Regions from separate parts of the Homo sapiens genome. Here all the other regions are linked to region 1. Evidence: read pairs that join two places in POLR2A ChIA-PET (ENCODE). Cell type or tissue: HepG2. All regions are shown on one strand.

What was found. Peaks named below come from ENCODE experiments on the same cell type or tissue, not always from the same donor. Only the 100,000 strongest peaks of a DNase experiment are listed, where the experiment ranks them.
Region 2: POLR2A ChIA-PET joins it to region 1 with 16 read pairs; 6 of 35 experiments call an interaction of 5 or more read pairs at or near these places.
Region 3: POLR2A ChIA-PET joins it to region 1 with 13 read pairs; 2 of 35 experiments call an interaction of 5 or more read pairs at or near these places.

What each region holds. Positions count from the first base shown.
Region 1 is chr2:231,048,461-231,053,460 of GRCh38, reverse strand. It overlaps C2orf72 (chromosome 2 open reading frame 72), which reads right to left. Exons shown (of 3, transcript NM_001144994.2): 3 at 3,742-5,000. LOC112268432 (a long non-coding RNA gene) reads left to right here. Exons shown (of 2, transcript XR_002959456.2): 2 at 1-4,585. Among named protein-coding and RNA genes, the nearest start is that of PSMD1, 5.9 kb to the left of the region's middle. RefSeq lists an enhancer at 539-598. In HepG2, a CTCF peak has its summit at 416 (motif pointing left); DNase peaks (open chromatin) are centred at 430, 1,185, 2,960, 3,380 and 1 weaker place; H3K4me3 peaks cover 3,220 bases.
Region 2 is chr2:230,998,351-231,003,350 of GRCh38, reverse strand. SPATA3 (spermatogenesis associated 3) reads right to left here. Exons shown (of 5, transcript NM_139073.5): 2 at 2,814-2,985; 3 at 524-667. The coding sequence ends at 562. Among named protein-coding and RNA genes, the nearest start is that of SPATA3, 4.7 kb to the right of the region's middle. In HepG2, CTCF peaks have their summits at 2,860 and 3,698; a DNase peak (open chromatin) is centred at 2,870; H3K27me3 peaks cover 2,105 bases.
Region 3 is chr2:230,984,806-230,989,805 of GRCh38, reverse strand. It overlaps SPATA3-AS1 (SPATA3 antisense RNA 1), which reads left to right. Exons shown (of 6, transcript NR_033879.1): 5 at 1,627-2,822; 6 at 3,696-5,000. Among named protein-coding and RNA genes, the nearest start is that of SPATA3-AS1, 8.7 kb to the left of the region's middle. RefSeq lists enhancers at 2,137-2,636, 3,038-3,087 and a silencer at 4,141-4,325. In HepG2, a CTCF peak has its summit at 2,408 (motif pointing right); DNase peaks (open chromatin) are centred at 1,915 and 2,445; H3K4me3 peaks cover 1,195 bases; H3K27me3 peaks cover 1,123 bases.

The sequences.
Region 1 (5,000 bases):
GGGCACGTAATAGGTGCTCAATAAACGTTTCTCAGATGATCGGATGAACACCCGGTCATTTAGTTATTGGCACAGGGCTAGAACTCAGACCTACGGTTCTGAAACCCCCGCCCTGTCCAAGACTCTAAAATGAGCTCTATTTTTTAGGACATAGTGAAATCACGGAAAAAATTCTTAGGATGTGCTCGGTTTAGAAACAACCTCCCTCCAGAGTTGAGTGACACAAAACTTCTCAAAGCCCAATCGAGGTCAGCTGTGGCCTCACACAGGTATCGGCTGGGCTGGGGGCCGTGTCAGGGTGAAGGAAATCGTGGCGGTGCCTGGCCCTGGGTTAGGCGCTCTCTTTCCCGGCGAGGCCACCGTGGTTTCCGAGCTGCCCAGAGCATCTCCCCGCGGCGCCCGCTAGTGGGCGCAAGGCCTTCTAGGAGGCGGGCGCTCCGGAGGAAGCTGTGACCGCCCCTAGCGCACCGCGCATCCTGCAGGCATTCAAATCCCCGGGTTTTAGAAGGGCTCCGTTCTCCCGTCAAGACTCGAGCTCGACTGCCTCTTGGGCTGCACGGAGATAAGGTGGAAAAGGCAGGCCCGTGGAGCCTGGGAGCCCGGGAATCAAATCTCTGCTCTGCCACTTCGCAGCGCAGCGCTGTGGCCGCGGGCGTCCCTCGAGCCCAGCCTCTCCCGCCAAAGGGAAAGGGATGGCTGGATCCACCTACCTGGCAGGGCCGCCGGGACACGCAGCGCAGCGCTCCGCTCAATACACCACAGATTTTACGGCTACTCAGCACGAGGCTGGTGGCTGTTTCACGTACAACACACGAGCCACACGTTTTTAGAGTAAATACATTTATTCATGGGAGCAGAGATGCGAAACGCAGCCGGGTGACACGGGCCTCCCATGGGTGGGTGCTTGGTCAGAGGGAAACGCCTCACCAAGGCTGGAATTGGTCTGGGTGGACTGAGGCACGAAAGGATCGGTAAGGAACTAGGTTCTCTTCCAAGGATGGTGTCCGGGAGGGCGCATATTTTGGGCAATTGGAAGGCTGCCCTGCACAAGCCGACTGCTGGACGCTGCTGTCTTGCCCTTGCCCAAGGGTCTGGGATGACCAGCAAGCTCTGGGTGTCTGGGGAGGCAACTGCCGCAGGAATCACAATGAATCCCCAAGACAGGCCTCTCACCTGTTTCCCCTGTTTTTTGTTTGTTTTTGATACGGAGTCTCGCTCTGTCGCCCAGGCTGGAGTGCAGTGGCGCAATCTTGGCTCACTGCAACCTCTGCCTCCCGGATTCAAGCGATTCTCTGCCTCAGCCTCCCAAGTAGCTGGGACTACAGGTGCCCGCTATCACGCCCGGCTAATTTTGGTATTTTTAGTAGAGATGGGGTTTCATCATCTTGGCCAAGCTGGTGTTGAACTCCTGACCTCAGGTGATCCACCCGTCTTGGCCTCCCAAAGTGCTGTGATTACAGGCATGAGCCACCGCGCGAGGCCTCCCCTGTTCTTGAGGGGTGCTGTCCAATACAGTAGCCACCAGCCATAAGTGCTATTGAGCAGCTGCAATGTGGCTAGTGCAACTGAGGAAATGCATTCTAAACTTTAACTTTAATTAATTGAAATTTAAAAATAGATAGAAATTCCATAACTGCAAAACCTTTCAGTATTTCTGAAACAATTTGAGGATGTGAATGTTTACGACTGTACATTTAATTAAATCTAAATACAGATCAAGTTTTTCTGATGAAAATGTAGTATCTGAATTGGGCTCTAAGTGTAAACTCATGGGATTCAAAGACAATATGCAAAACAGAATGCAGAATGTCTCGATAATTTACAGTTGAAATGATATTTTAGATATATTGGGCTAAATGAAATGTATGCTTAAAATTAATTTTATCTATTTCTTTTTACTTTTTTCTAATGTGGCCACCATAGAAAGCTACCTATGTGCCTGCGTTAGATTCCTCTTAGACAGGGCTGGCTTAGACCCTCTCCTGGGCCTTCTTCCCTCTGACCTCCCATTCAGGCCTGGCCCTTTGGCTTTGCTTCAAGGTTTTGTCCGCTCTTTGGAGCTGCCATGTGCTGGGTCAGACCAGAACCGGGGGCAGAGGCTAAAGGTGAGACCCACTCCCTCCTGTCCCAGAGCAAGGGGCTGGGGGCGGGGGTTGCCCTGGCAGCCAGGAGTTCTGGAGCCGGTGATATACCTGGGACAGTGGTGGTCAGGGTGAGCTTAGGCTGGGGTTATGGTAATGGTTCAGGACAACACCCTTCTTTGAGATATTGTTAACTGGTGAGGAAGAGGAGGAGCTCAGGGCTACAAGACACAGACTAAGTTTCTGTAACCACGACTCAAAATCAGGCTTGGTCACAGGACTAAGCGAGGCACCTAATTACTCTAAGTGCAGATGAGGACAGCAACTTAAGTGCAATTACTCTAAGTGCAGATGAGGACAGCAAATTCAGAGACCCTCAAGCCTTCCTTGAGGGTCTCTGAATTTCACTGGTCAAAGAACAGGCAGTCCCCGGTCTGCATTTGTGGCAGGAGCCCCAGCTGGGGCTGGGGAGCCCAGGAAGGACACCAGAGAGGGTTCTCACCCTTGCCAAAACCACAGCCCCACAGTGGCTTCAGCACCCAGCCCCGGTTTGGACCTGAGCTACCCCACATCCTGGCCCCCACTACAGTGTGAACCATGGCATGTCCCAGGAGGGCCGTCTCTGCCTCCAGTCCCAATTAGGCAGCCCCAATATAAGGGATCCAGAGGGCTCTGGCTCAGACCAAAGGCATCTGAAGGGTCCATGTGGGATCCTGGCTATCCACCCTCTCCCTTGCACCTCATTTTTTCCTGAGCTCCAAGGTTACACAAGTGGCAGGCTGCCCAGGCCAAATTCCACGTCTGTCCCAATCCTCGATCCACTAACACACAAAACCAGGTCAGAAGCGGTTATGCAGCCCTTGGGTACAAACAGCCAGCTTCCTGCACTCACTCACTGGGCTGGCTGTGTTTGCCATACAAACAGGACAAAGTCCAGGCCTCCTGACCCCAGGGAATAAAGCCTGCAGCTTTGCTTTGCTACACTTTAAAGTACAGGCTGCTTTCAAGTTAACCAGGCAGTCCTTCGTCTTCTCCAGCAAGGCTGAATCCACAGTTCTCTGCTAGGGTAAGGGGGGCTCGTTCAGTTCAAAGGTTTGGGGACTCAGCTCCTGGCCCCTTTGCAGGGTTGCCTTAAGTTTTGGGTTTGACAACCCAGGGACTCTTGTGCACTAAGGTTTGGAGACAAACACTAGGAGAGGAGAAAAAGTGTGACCCAAATAGTAGAAAGAATTCTCTGAGACTCAGTTAAGGTTATTTTAGCTCTGGTTAAACATGCATGTGCGTGCTCACACGCTCACACACACACCATTGTATCCTAAGCTGAATGCTGTCTTTTCAAAAATCTGGCCATTGGCTCATGCCTGTCACCTCAACACTTTGGGAGGCCGAGGTGGGAGGATCACTTGAGCCCAGGAGTTTGAAACCAGCCCGAGCAACATAGTGAGACCCTGTCTCTACAAAAATTTAAAAATCATTTTTTAAATATATACTTATGCTTTCTCGCTACAGGTTTTTTAATCCCAGCTGGTACGGCAGGGGAGATGTCACCCAGGGCAGAGGCTGGGAGGCTTTCAGGCCACAGATTTCCACCATTTGCCAAGCTTCCCTGCTCTCCAGGGTCTCTCTGCAAGGAGCCCCTTAGGAGAATGAAGAAGATCCATTTTGTTTTCTATAAGATATCAACGAGGTACTTCTTGGTTTTATTAGATATGAGAATTATCAATTCAAGTCAGAAGTGCCACAACCACTGCCATATTAGAAAGATTAGTACCCGAGAGCCCAGACTGTCACCCGGCTGGAGGCCTCTCGCCGATGGCTCCCAGGGACCACTGACCTAATCAAGGGCCTCCTCCTTCACACGCCACCCTCCACCCCAACCCCTTTATGCCTTCTTAAAGTCCTTCAGGGAGGGGACCCACCATCAAGATTGTCCTTTCTGGCACCTAACTCTTCTGTCTGCTAGAAGACAGCAATGAGACTGTCCCTACAACGATGATGCTTATGGTGGCCACATCTCAAAGAAGCTGAGAGGGATCTCAGCCCCGTATTGTCACTTGGGAGGCAGAACCCAAATCTTAGTAAATGAAGACTTTCTCTCTTGAACCATTCACAGGAATACTGAAGGTAATGAAAAAATAATGTGTAAACCATCCTTTGGAGCAGAGGCTACAAACTCACATGCCCGCCTGGACCAGCACCGGGCAGACGTCTTACATGAGTGAAGTGCAGTGGGGGATGGGAAGGGCGGGGGAGGGGGTAAAGGTGGTGGGGGTGAGCCGCAGCAGACTTGAGATGACAGCATGCCCCATCCTCCACCCAGAAAACTAGGTATTTTTTATACGTAATCTCCCAAGTTTCAAATATTGGCAATACATACAAAAGGTTATGAAGCCTTATAACTTCTGCCTTAGGCAAATTCCAAACTTAAACAAAGCTCCCTCTCCCACTAAATAAGAAAACTTTAATAAGATGATTACAAAGAAATTAATAAAGAAATAGAAAATGATAGCAGCTTCAAAAATACCAGTCTCCCTGTTTTAAAACAAAATCAATAAAATCAGTGAATCACAATTCATTGAACTCATTCTTGGCTACAAGGAAGCAGCTGGATAGATCCACTGGCAGGCAGCCCTGCAGGATTAAAATGAGGCCCACTGCCAAAAAGCCCCAAATGAGATGCCGTCCTCCTCATCCTCACACCATCCTCATCAGGCAGGGAAGGAATAGGATTAGACTCCCTATTATGGAGAATAGGTTGAGGCACAGAGCAGGAAGGGCCCCTTCTTAATATCATAGAGCCCCTCTGTTGGGTCAGACCAGAACTGGGGGCAGAGGCTAAAGGTGAGACCCACTGCTGTCCAGGAGCAAGGGGCTGGGGGTAGGGGCTACCCTGGCAGCCGGGAGTTCTGGAGCCAGTGA
Region 2 (5,000 bases), 50 kb after region 1:
CCCTTGCCCTCAGGGGTCTTGCAGGACAGATGGGAGACAGGCCACAGGCAAACGACAGGATCATCCACAACACAGGAGGCACAGGTGGAGAGGACAGGGGTTGAGAAGATGGAAGACGTCATTGAAGTTGGGAAGATGGAGAAAGGTTTCATGGAAGAAGGGGGCTTTATGGGTGATGGACTGGTAGGACTGGGTAGGAGACAAGCTTTCCAGGCAGGGAGAAAGTTCCAAGAAAGGTCCGAGATGGGTAGAAACCTTTGCCCCCATCCCTCCCATTTCCTCTTGTCCAGGGTCCATGACCAGGGACACCATCCCGGGGCAGAGGAGGTGGGGGCTCTGTTTAGATGATTGTAATAATGAGTCTAGCGTCATCTGAGAGCATCAGGTCTTCCCTAGAGGGCCATGCCGGCTGACCCTGAGGCCAGGAGGGAGTCACTCCACTGGCAAGCTTCCCTTGAGAGGCCGGGGCTTGGTCCACCTGAAGAGACCACCTCCATTCGAAGGGACAGAGCGCTCAACATACCTGCCAGACTGTGGGCCTAGGGGCTTGTTCACAAGGATTCAGTGATGTAGTAGGCAGCTCCTAGAGCCCCCAGAGCCACAGCCACAGTTCCGAGGGCTTGGAGGACACGCGTTACGATGACTGGAGGGTTTTCTTGAAGATTTTCTGTAGAGCAAAGCAGAAGTGGGGGTGGTGGGAAGCTGGGCTTCAGTGCCTCTCTACGAACAGGAGAAAGTGGAAATTATGTGGCCCCCTCAGGATTGCAGGAATACCCATCTTCCCCCTCTCCAAACTCCTCTTAGGAGAGCATTTAATTCTTCCCATCCTTCCAACAAGTCCCTACTGAAAGACCCCTGAGGATCGGAGGGTGAGCTGGCCTGGGATGCTAGCTGCCCTGAACACTCAGAAGGGGACCAGGTTAGGAAGGTGGTCAAGTCTGCTGTGAGCCAGGCCTTGTGCTAAATACCTCACACCCAGTGTCTTCTTCCAGCCTCACAACAACCCTATGAGGTAAGTTCTATCACTTCACTCCATTGAGAGAAAGGAACTTGGGAAATAATATATTACACCCACACAAAGGCAAGGAAAACATGACTAAGGCAATAATTGTGAGGAGGGCATTCAAAAAATGCAATACCCGTTTTGATAAAAATCCTACAAAAATAGGGATTCTTGTTTAATGTGAATGTGGATTGAAAGCCAAGAGCCAACATTACACTCCATTGAGAAAAGCATGCCAGTGCTAAAATTGGAGCAGAATTAAAACTACATGTCTTGCCCTGGCCAGATATGGACCCTGTCTCTCCCTGCTCACTTTCCTGATTCTGAGCCTCACGCTTGCCTTTTCCTGCACCCAGATTGCTCCCGCTTTTCATCTTAAGCCAGAGAGGACTTCAAGATCCTTCTGGACTCGGCTCACATGCTGTTGACAGGAACCTTTCAGAGGTTCCTGTTGGAGCCTGTTCCTGTTGGAACCTTTCAGAGGTTCCTGTTGGAGCCTCTCCTAGAGGACACAAGGCTCTTTGCATCTTGCATCTTGGTTTCTAAATGCATGGGTCTTAGCTCTCCATGTCGACTGCAACAATTTTAGGGGTAAAGTTCCCTGTTCTGGTTTCCCTCACAGTGCCCCATGTCCTCTGCATAGTAAGTTTCCCTCAATAACACTTGCTGGTTTTAAAACGATATGAACCCATGGCACGATTTGGCCATGGATGGATGGAAGTACTAAGCGTGTGGGCAGGGTGTGGCTAACGGTGGCAGGCAGACCTTTCCTTGACGGAGCTTACTGGGTGGTGGAGTATTTTTGGCTCCAAGCGTGTTCTCCCCACACGCCCCGGTATCTATTTACTTATCTCCATGTGTAGGAGAGATGGAGTTTTTCAGCTCCAGAAAGGAGAGGGGATTGGGTAGGGAAGAGGCTGGGAAGAGGAACAGGACAAGGATGGGGGTTGGGGGGCCTCAGTTCCTGGGGTGGGGGTGTGAGGTCGCCAAGTGGAAGGGCCTCTTCCATTGAGATCTGTGAGGCCCTCAGGTGGGGCAGATGGCGACCCCTCTCCCAGCCCATGCATGTAACCTAGCAGCGCCCAAACGTGGGAACATCTCCAGTCTGTTCCCTGCATGGATGGGGTCTTCCTATGAGGGCGGTGGCAGCCATGACACTGCTCCTGGTGGCTTTTTGGGAAGAGGAAGGAAGGACAGATACTATGGGTGATGTCATGGGGGCCGCCACCAACAGACCAGCCTGGGGGCAGATGTTCCCTGTGGAGACCCCCAGAAAGAGCCCAGCACAGTCTGAAGGGGGCTGACGTCTTGCTATTGTGTGGAGGAGGCATATGAGTTACAAGTAGTTTTTTATCATTAAATTCTGGGCGACATTCGTAGGCAGATCAGGAACCTAAGGCCCCTGCCTATGACACAGGCCACTGAGGGCCCACGGAGGTGCATGGCCAAACAGTGTTTAAACACAAAGCTCCTGAGCGACTCTGTGAAGGGCTGAGGGGGAGAGTGTTCTGAGGAGGGGAGGGCATCTCTGGAGAAAAGAAAAAGGAAGCCCCTGAGGAGGAATCCCAGTGAGGAAGAAAACTGGCACCTCTCTGTACAGGCGGGGTGGGTACCCCGGGGGTGGGGCCGGTCAGAAAGGGCCCTGCCTGCCAACGTCCAGGAAGTGGGCAAAGCAAAGAGGGAAAGAAAGGCTTTCCTTCGGCCTGGGATTCCCAAGAGGAAGTGATACATGATTGCTAATAAGGTCTGGGGGCAGAGCCTGGCCCTGGGGACTGTGTGCCCCGAGGCTCCAGCCCCTCGCGCTTGGAACCTGTAGAAGGTGAGCAGGTTGGGGAGTCCTCTCCCTGGCGCCATCTGCCAGTCCCGAGGCAGAAGGACATCGAAGATGCGGCTATGGCATAGCCCCAGACGACGCCAGCAAGCGGAGCTGCAGGGGCAAGTGGCACAGGAGCAGGAATGCGGGCCGGCGCGAATCAGAGGCCCTGTGGGGACAGAAGGAGAGAGGTGAGGGAGGCACCTGCCCTGGGAGGCTGGGGCGGGGGAGTCTGGAACACAGTCTGAGAAGGCCCCCCACAACGGCAGCAGCTGCAGGATTACCAGGGCGAACGCTGGATTTTTTCCAAGGCATCATTGAGGATTTGGGACTGAACTACCTAAGGAAGGCAGTTCTCCCACAAAATGTTCTCTAACCAAACAGAAGAGAAGACTGACCGCATGGGAAAATGGCTGTTTTATACTGGTGCTACCTGGGAGTAGCAACAGCGACGACAACAACGATGATGATGATGGAGGTGGTGCTGATGGTGCCATGGCTTACACCTTCAGGATGCTTTGCACTTAGCATGCTCATCTCATTTAATTTCACAGTAATCCTGTAAAGGGGATACTGCTGGTCTTGTTTTACAAATAAGGAAACTGAGGCTCAGCTAATTTAAGGGATATGCCCTTTTGGGGAGTAGATTACAGAAGTTGGCTTTCTCAACTCAGGCTTTCTCACGTTTAATTCAGTGAAAATGGAATTTCAGGTGACTGCTCACCTCAGGAGAGGCTGCACTGACATTCCTGGAATTGGAGCTGCCACGTTCCATTGATCTAGAGCATTCTGATCCATCCAGAAGACAACCACAGCTCTAGTTTCCAGTCCCGATCCTATTTTCTGTTTCTGTCCTCCTCTGGTATGGATCCCAGCAGAATGTAGATGATGCCCTCTGTGGTTGGGCAAGATAATTTCTGGCTGGATTATTCCCTCCTGTTTCCTATCTGTAGCCCTGCGTCTTCTTGACAGAGCTACAGATTCTTCTGACCCTAAGCTGCATGAAACAGGTGGTCAACCTGGCAGATTCAATACACTTTCTGCTTAGACTTGCCCACGACACGTACTTTCCCGGAATGAGGAGAGGGGATTCTAAAGGCAAGACTTGTCTTTTTTTTTAATTACAAAAAAGTTTTTAAATTGAGATATCATTCCCAGGCAATAAAATTCACCCTTTTAGAGTGCTCAGTGGTTTTTAGTATATTCACAAAGTTTTGTGGCCATCACCACTAATTTCAGAACGTCTTCATTTCCCCAAAAAGAAACCCCATCTCCATGAGCAGTTACTCCCCACTCTCCCATTTCCCCCAGTCCCTGGCAATACATTTGCCTATTCTGAACATTTCATGTAAATAGAATCATTCGATGTGTGGGTTTCTGGGAGACTGGATTCTTTCACTTAGCCAAGTGTCTATAAGGTTCATCCAGGCTGTACCATGTATCAGGACACTATCTCTTTTTATTGCCAAATAGTATTTCACCATACTCATTGTACTGTGGTATTTCATACCACATTTTGTTTATCCATTCATCAGCTGATGGACATTTGGGTTGTTCCCACTTTTTGGCTATTACAAATGCTGCTGCTTTGAGCATTTGTGTACAAGTTTTGGTGTGCTTCTAATATGCTTAATAAGATGCTTCGAATTCTCTTGGATGTATACTGAGAAGTGGAATTGCTGGGTCATAAGGTAACTTCATGTTCCTCTGAGGAACCACCAGACTGTTTCCACAGCAGCTGCACCATTTTACATTCCCGCCTACAGTGTATGAGGATTCCAGCTTCTCTACATCCTCACCAACACTTGTTATTGTCCATCCTTCTGATTATACCCATCCTAGTGGAAGACTGGCATTTTCTTGAGCTACAATATTTCTGCACACAAAAAGGCTTGGATTTTAGAAAATGGCACGCTTTACTTGCAGGCCCTCATCCTTCATCTCCAACATTCCTTTCTACGCAGAGAATTCCTTTGGAAGAAGTATAGGGTGTCTGCTGTAACCACTGGCGAGCCACCACCATTTCTTGCTTTCTTGCTTTGCCTGTTCAATGGGCCAAATTCTTCTCTGAGTATGAGTCACATGTGTTCATTAAAAGACTTGGGAATGGAAAGTCTTGCTTTCTACCAGTACTGAAGATGCCAGTTCTGAAGATCATAACCCAGAAATGTTTCTCTCACTGGC
Region 3 (5,000 bases), 64 kb after region 1:
CTGTCAAAACGCCAGGAAAGGTCCTCAGGAAAACAAGACAGAAAGCATAGAACTCGTTTGCTGCCCAGCACGCGGGGTGAGCAGAGTGTCATGATGAGGCAGTACGGAGGGAACAAGGACGGTCACAGAGACTGGAAACCCAACGGTGGGGAAAGTTGTTCCCTTTGTTATTTTTCTTAAAATGAGCTTTACCAAGTTATGCTAAATTATTTTTAAAAATATAAACATAAAAAACTCTGAAAAGCAGGGTGTCAAACAGAAAACTCTGAGCTAGAATCCCGCTAAAAACTCCAGGATCCTCGGGCGCGGTGGCTCATGCCTATAAGCCCAGCAATTTGGGAAGCAGAGGTGGGAGGATTGCTTGAGGCCAGGAGTTCAAGACCAGTCTTAAGCAATATAGTGAGACCCCCATCTCTACTAAAAATACAAAAATTACTCGAGCCTGGTGGTGTGCCTGTAGTCCTAGCCATTCCCGAGGCGGAGGCAGGAGAATTGCTTGACCTGGAGAGGCAGAGGTTGCAGTGAGCCAAGATCACACCACAGCACTACAGCCTGGGCGACAGAGCAAGCCTAAGTCTCAAAAACAGACTAAACAAGTCTGCTGGAGTGCAGTGGCGTGATCTTGGCACACTGTGAGCTCCACCCCCCAGGTTCAAGTGATCCTCCTGCCTCAGCCTCCCAAGTAGCTGGGACTACAGATGCCTGCCACTCCAGCCTGGGCAGACTTGGTCTAAAAAAAAAAAAAAAAAAAAAAAAAAAAAAAAAAAAAAAAAAAAAAAAAGAAAGATGGATGCTAGACTTTCATCCAAGATAAATTAGACCTGACAACTTCACCATACAGGAATTGGCCTTTCCACAGGTTTACCCTAGTGTGGGAGTCTCAAGATTGAGATTACTAGGGGAGGTAGGAGGCCCTACCTGGGGCTGGGGCTTGCTTTTTGCCTTCTCTAAACCAGCTTTTATCAACATATCCTAAACTGGGGAGTACCAGGAAGGAATAGAGGTTCCAGACTCCCAAAACATGGATTTGAGCTACTCTGTCCCTCCTGACTGGGGTAAAGGAGCCCTAGTGTGCTGTCTTGTTCATTGTCAGTTCAACCTGCAGTCGGACAGTCATTGAAGAACCCTTGTACTAACTGTCTGACACGTTGGACTACCTTTAATCAGCCCCTGGCACACTGAAGCCATGGAACGGGGAGAGGAGCAGAGAGAGGTGGTGGGACTACCAGTCTCAGTGCGACCTCAGGGAGGGGATGATCCAGATGGCAGGGCTGCCAGCCTCAGTGTGACCTCAGGGAGGGGATGACCAGGCTGGAGTTAAGCCATCCCTAGGGTTCCCTGGGTCCAGCCCTTGCAGGGGCTTTTTTTTGTGCATGGTGGGGTGGGGGGAGACACTAAAGGTAAGAAGTGGCACTAAAGGCAGAAGCTCTGTCAGCTGGTGTTCAGAATGAATACCAAGACTCCTGGGCATGCACTTGAAACACCACGATTATATCTAAGTTGGTGTAACAAAGAGATCCAGAGATACGTTGGGTTAGGAATATTTATTTCTGCAGATGTCAGTGGTTCTGGGGTGTCAGGAAGGCTCTGCCATCCTCAATATGTGGCTTCCTTTCCTTTCTCCAGGGCAGCTGATCCAGGACCGTCCACTTCCAAGCCAGCAGGAGGATGGAAAAGCAGAATGGAGGGGAAACAACCTCCTTTGCAGGGCGTGACTCGGAAGTTGGACACATCATTTCCAGCCACATTCCATGGACCAGAATTAGCCCTGTGACCAACTCTGGCTGCCAGAAAATCTGGGAAATACAGTCTCTGCTTGGGCGATCAGGCAGGCAGTTATATCTTTGGGAACATCTCTCACCCCCTGGGAACACCTGAGCAGAAACTGAAGGACATTTAACAGATTCTCCTTTGTGTCTAATAAGAATTGCCCCCATCAGTCGGGGCTGTCCTAGGTGCTGGGTACATAGGTCATCTATACACAACCCAGCAATGGAGAGCACACCATTCCCAGGCTGCAGATGCAGAAACTGTGGCTCGGAGAGTTAAGCGTCTTGTTCAGATTCAGTCAGCTGGTAGATGGCAGGTCTGGGATTGAGACCCAGGCCTGGCTGGTCCTGCCAGGACACAGTATCACAGCTTTGACTGGGAGCTTCTTTTTGTTTACATATATTTTTTATGCTCAATGTGCATTCCTTTTGAAATACACAGAAAAGGGAAAGAAGCCGGAGTCCTGCCTTGTGTAGGAGGGATAAGTTAGAGGTGTGCACCGGGATAAATCTGCCTCCCGCGCTGGCCCTGGCCCTGGCCCTGGCCCTGGCCCTGGCCCTGATCCTGCTCCTGATTCTGGTCCTTGGGGCCTGGGCGGCGATTCCCGGCGCTGGCTGAGCGTCACCGGCCACCAGAGGGCGCTGCCGGGCTACCGGTCCGGTCGCCCGGGGATCACAGCCTCAGCGGACAGGAAATGATCAACAGCTTCTCCTCTCGGATCCACGTGGACTCAAGGAATCTCCGGGGGGCAGGACAGGTGCAGAGCCGAGTGCAAAGGTGGAATTCTATTCCCAAAGCACATCCCGCGCCCCTTTCCTCTGCAAAGTCCCGGAACCGCGTGACTCCGGATGAGTTATCGGGGCTGGAACCGAGGGTTCAGCCCCCTGCGCCTCTGTGTGTCCCGGTCCCTTTCCTCCAAGTAGACAGGAGGCATCTCCTCATCGGCTCAGTTCACATTCCTCCAGGGGCTCAAAGGGGACCCAGTCCCTGTCTTGGGACACCAAGTCAGGCAGACTCCAGGAGAGAGGAAGGAAGATGATTCCCGCGCTCAGGTAGGGAGCCCCTCCAGGAAGAGAGAAATGAGGGGTGTACAACGTGAGAGTGGAAATGCTCAGAAATAGTCAATGGCCTGGGCAGCTGAGCTTTCGTCCACGCCCTGGCACAGTGTGTGCGGCACAACAGAGGTGTTCAGTGAACGTTTTTCATTCAATCAACAAACACCCTGAGTGCCTCCGTGTGCAGGTCCTGGGCTAGGCTCTGGGGATGAAGTCCCTGCCCCCTGGAGCTTATACTCCGGTAGGAAAGAGTAAACAAGGTCGGCCACTACTATAACCTCACATGGCGCTGAGCTCTAGAGGAAATTAAAGCAAGATAAGGGCGCCCAATCCAGGGCTTATATTCCCCCAACCCCCACCCCCAGTCCAGCCCGGCAGTGATGCAGGGGGAAGGGGGCAGGGGTGTGGGGGGTGAAGAGGGCAAGGAAGCCACCCCCATCCTCTGGGCACAGCCAACAACCCCCAGTTTTATACAGGAGAGGCTTCTTGGGGAAAATGTCATTCCAGGAGCCCTCAAAGTGATGGGATCCACTGACTGGAAAGAGAAAAAGGTCCAAGAAGGAGGAATTCAAGCCCCTGAGGCCCCTTTGGGTAGAACAGGGCAGGGAAGAGCCTCAGGGTCGCACAGCCTGGAAGCCGGAGGGCAAAGAGGAGGAGATGGAGAGCCAGACTCCCGGAGAACCCCGGAGGGCCTTGGAGGGGCCAGGGGTGGGGAAGTGGGAGGATAATTTTATGCATCAATTTGGCTGGACCACGGTACCCAGATATTTGATCAGCCATTATTCTAGATGTATCTGGGAAAGTATTTTTTGATAAGAGTAACATCTGAATCAGTGGATGAGTGCTGAGTAAAGCAAATTACCTCACCAGGTGGGCGGGTCCTGCTCCCTCTGTTGAAGACCTGAAGACAAAGATTGACCCTCACCCTTCACCTCCCACCTCTTCCTCACCTTGGAAAAGAAAAACATTCCTGAGAGGGGGGATTTGTCAGCAGAAGGCTTTGGGACTAGAACTGCAGCATCAGCTCTTCCTGGTTCCCCAGCGCCCAGGCCTACCCTGCAGATGTGGGCTTACTGGCCTCCACGATCAGTGAGCCGGTTCCTTAAAATCAACCTCTCTCTCTTCCTCTGTCTCTCCCTCTCTCTCTCTCCCTGTCCACATCCCATTGGTTCTGTTTCTCTGGGGAAACCTGACTAATAAGGGGACTCTCAAGGCCCTGGCTGAGGATGGCAGGCCTGAAGATTCTCTGAGGCATTCAGCATTGAATGAGCACCAGCTGGGCGTGGAGCTGTGTCAGGCGCTGGGCACAGGACTCAGCCCCGGAACCAAGTGTGGGCCCACATGGTGTGGGCCTTTGTCTGTCCCTGTCATGGCTTTGGACACACGCGTGGCCCAGAGGGGACAACGGATCTGGGTGGCGAGGTGGGAAAGCTCACCCCAGTATTCCTCTTGGTGGCAGCAGTCCCTTAAGGGGTCGCCTGAGTCGTGAGACCCACAGGTGTGGACCTCCCCCCCCCCTTCCTCCCCTCTCCCCCAGTGACTTTATCCAGCACCTGCCCTGCCCAGCCTTGCACAGGTTACCCTGTGACCCACTCACAGGGAGATAGGGCAGCTTCTTTCTGCCCTCAGGAGCCTTGTTCTCAAGGCAGCTCATCCAAGAGAATAACATACAGTAGATTGCCACACACATGACTGTGGCTTAGTCCAGGAAAGCCACTTATAAAATCCGGAGGTGAAGGAAGAAAAGATTGAAATCTCTGTAACAAATCCATTTCCCTCCTCCCTCCCTCCCTTCATCTCCAAAGTAGACCTGCCCCAGGGCCAGGGATCCTCTCCCTGCAAGGCTAGGTAACAAGCGGATTTTTGCTTTTGAGCTTCAAGGTCCTGGCTTCTGGTGGTTTATAGGTGATCTTTGAGGGTGGTTTTGACGAGAGGCTTGTTAGCTTCTCTACGCTTTTGAAACGCCCACTCTCCCCACAAGAATCTGGGACTTTGCAGAACCGGTCCAAGGTGAGAGTAGGATTAATTGCCAAATGAGTTTTCTCATAAGCCTGGGGTCCAAAGTACATTGGACAGCCAGCAAATGCTTATGAGGGGTTTGAACAAGTGAAATCAAGGCTCAAGGTCATAGGACTCAATGGAGAGTGAGGCAGCTGGGATCTGGGATGACCGGCA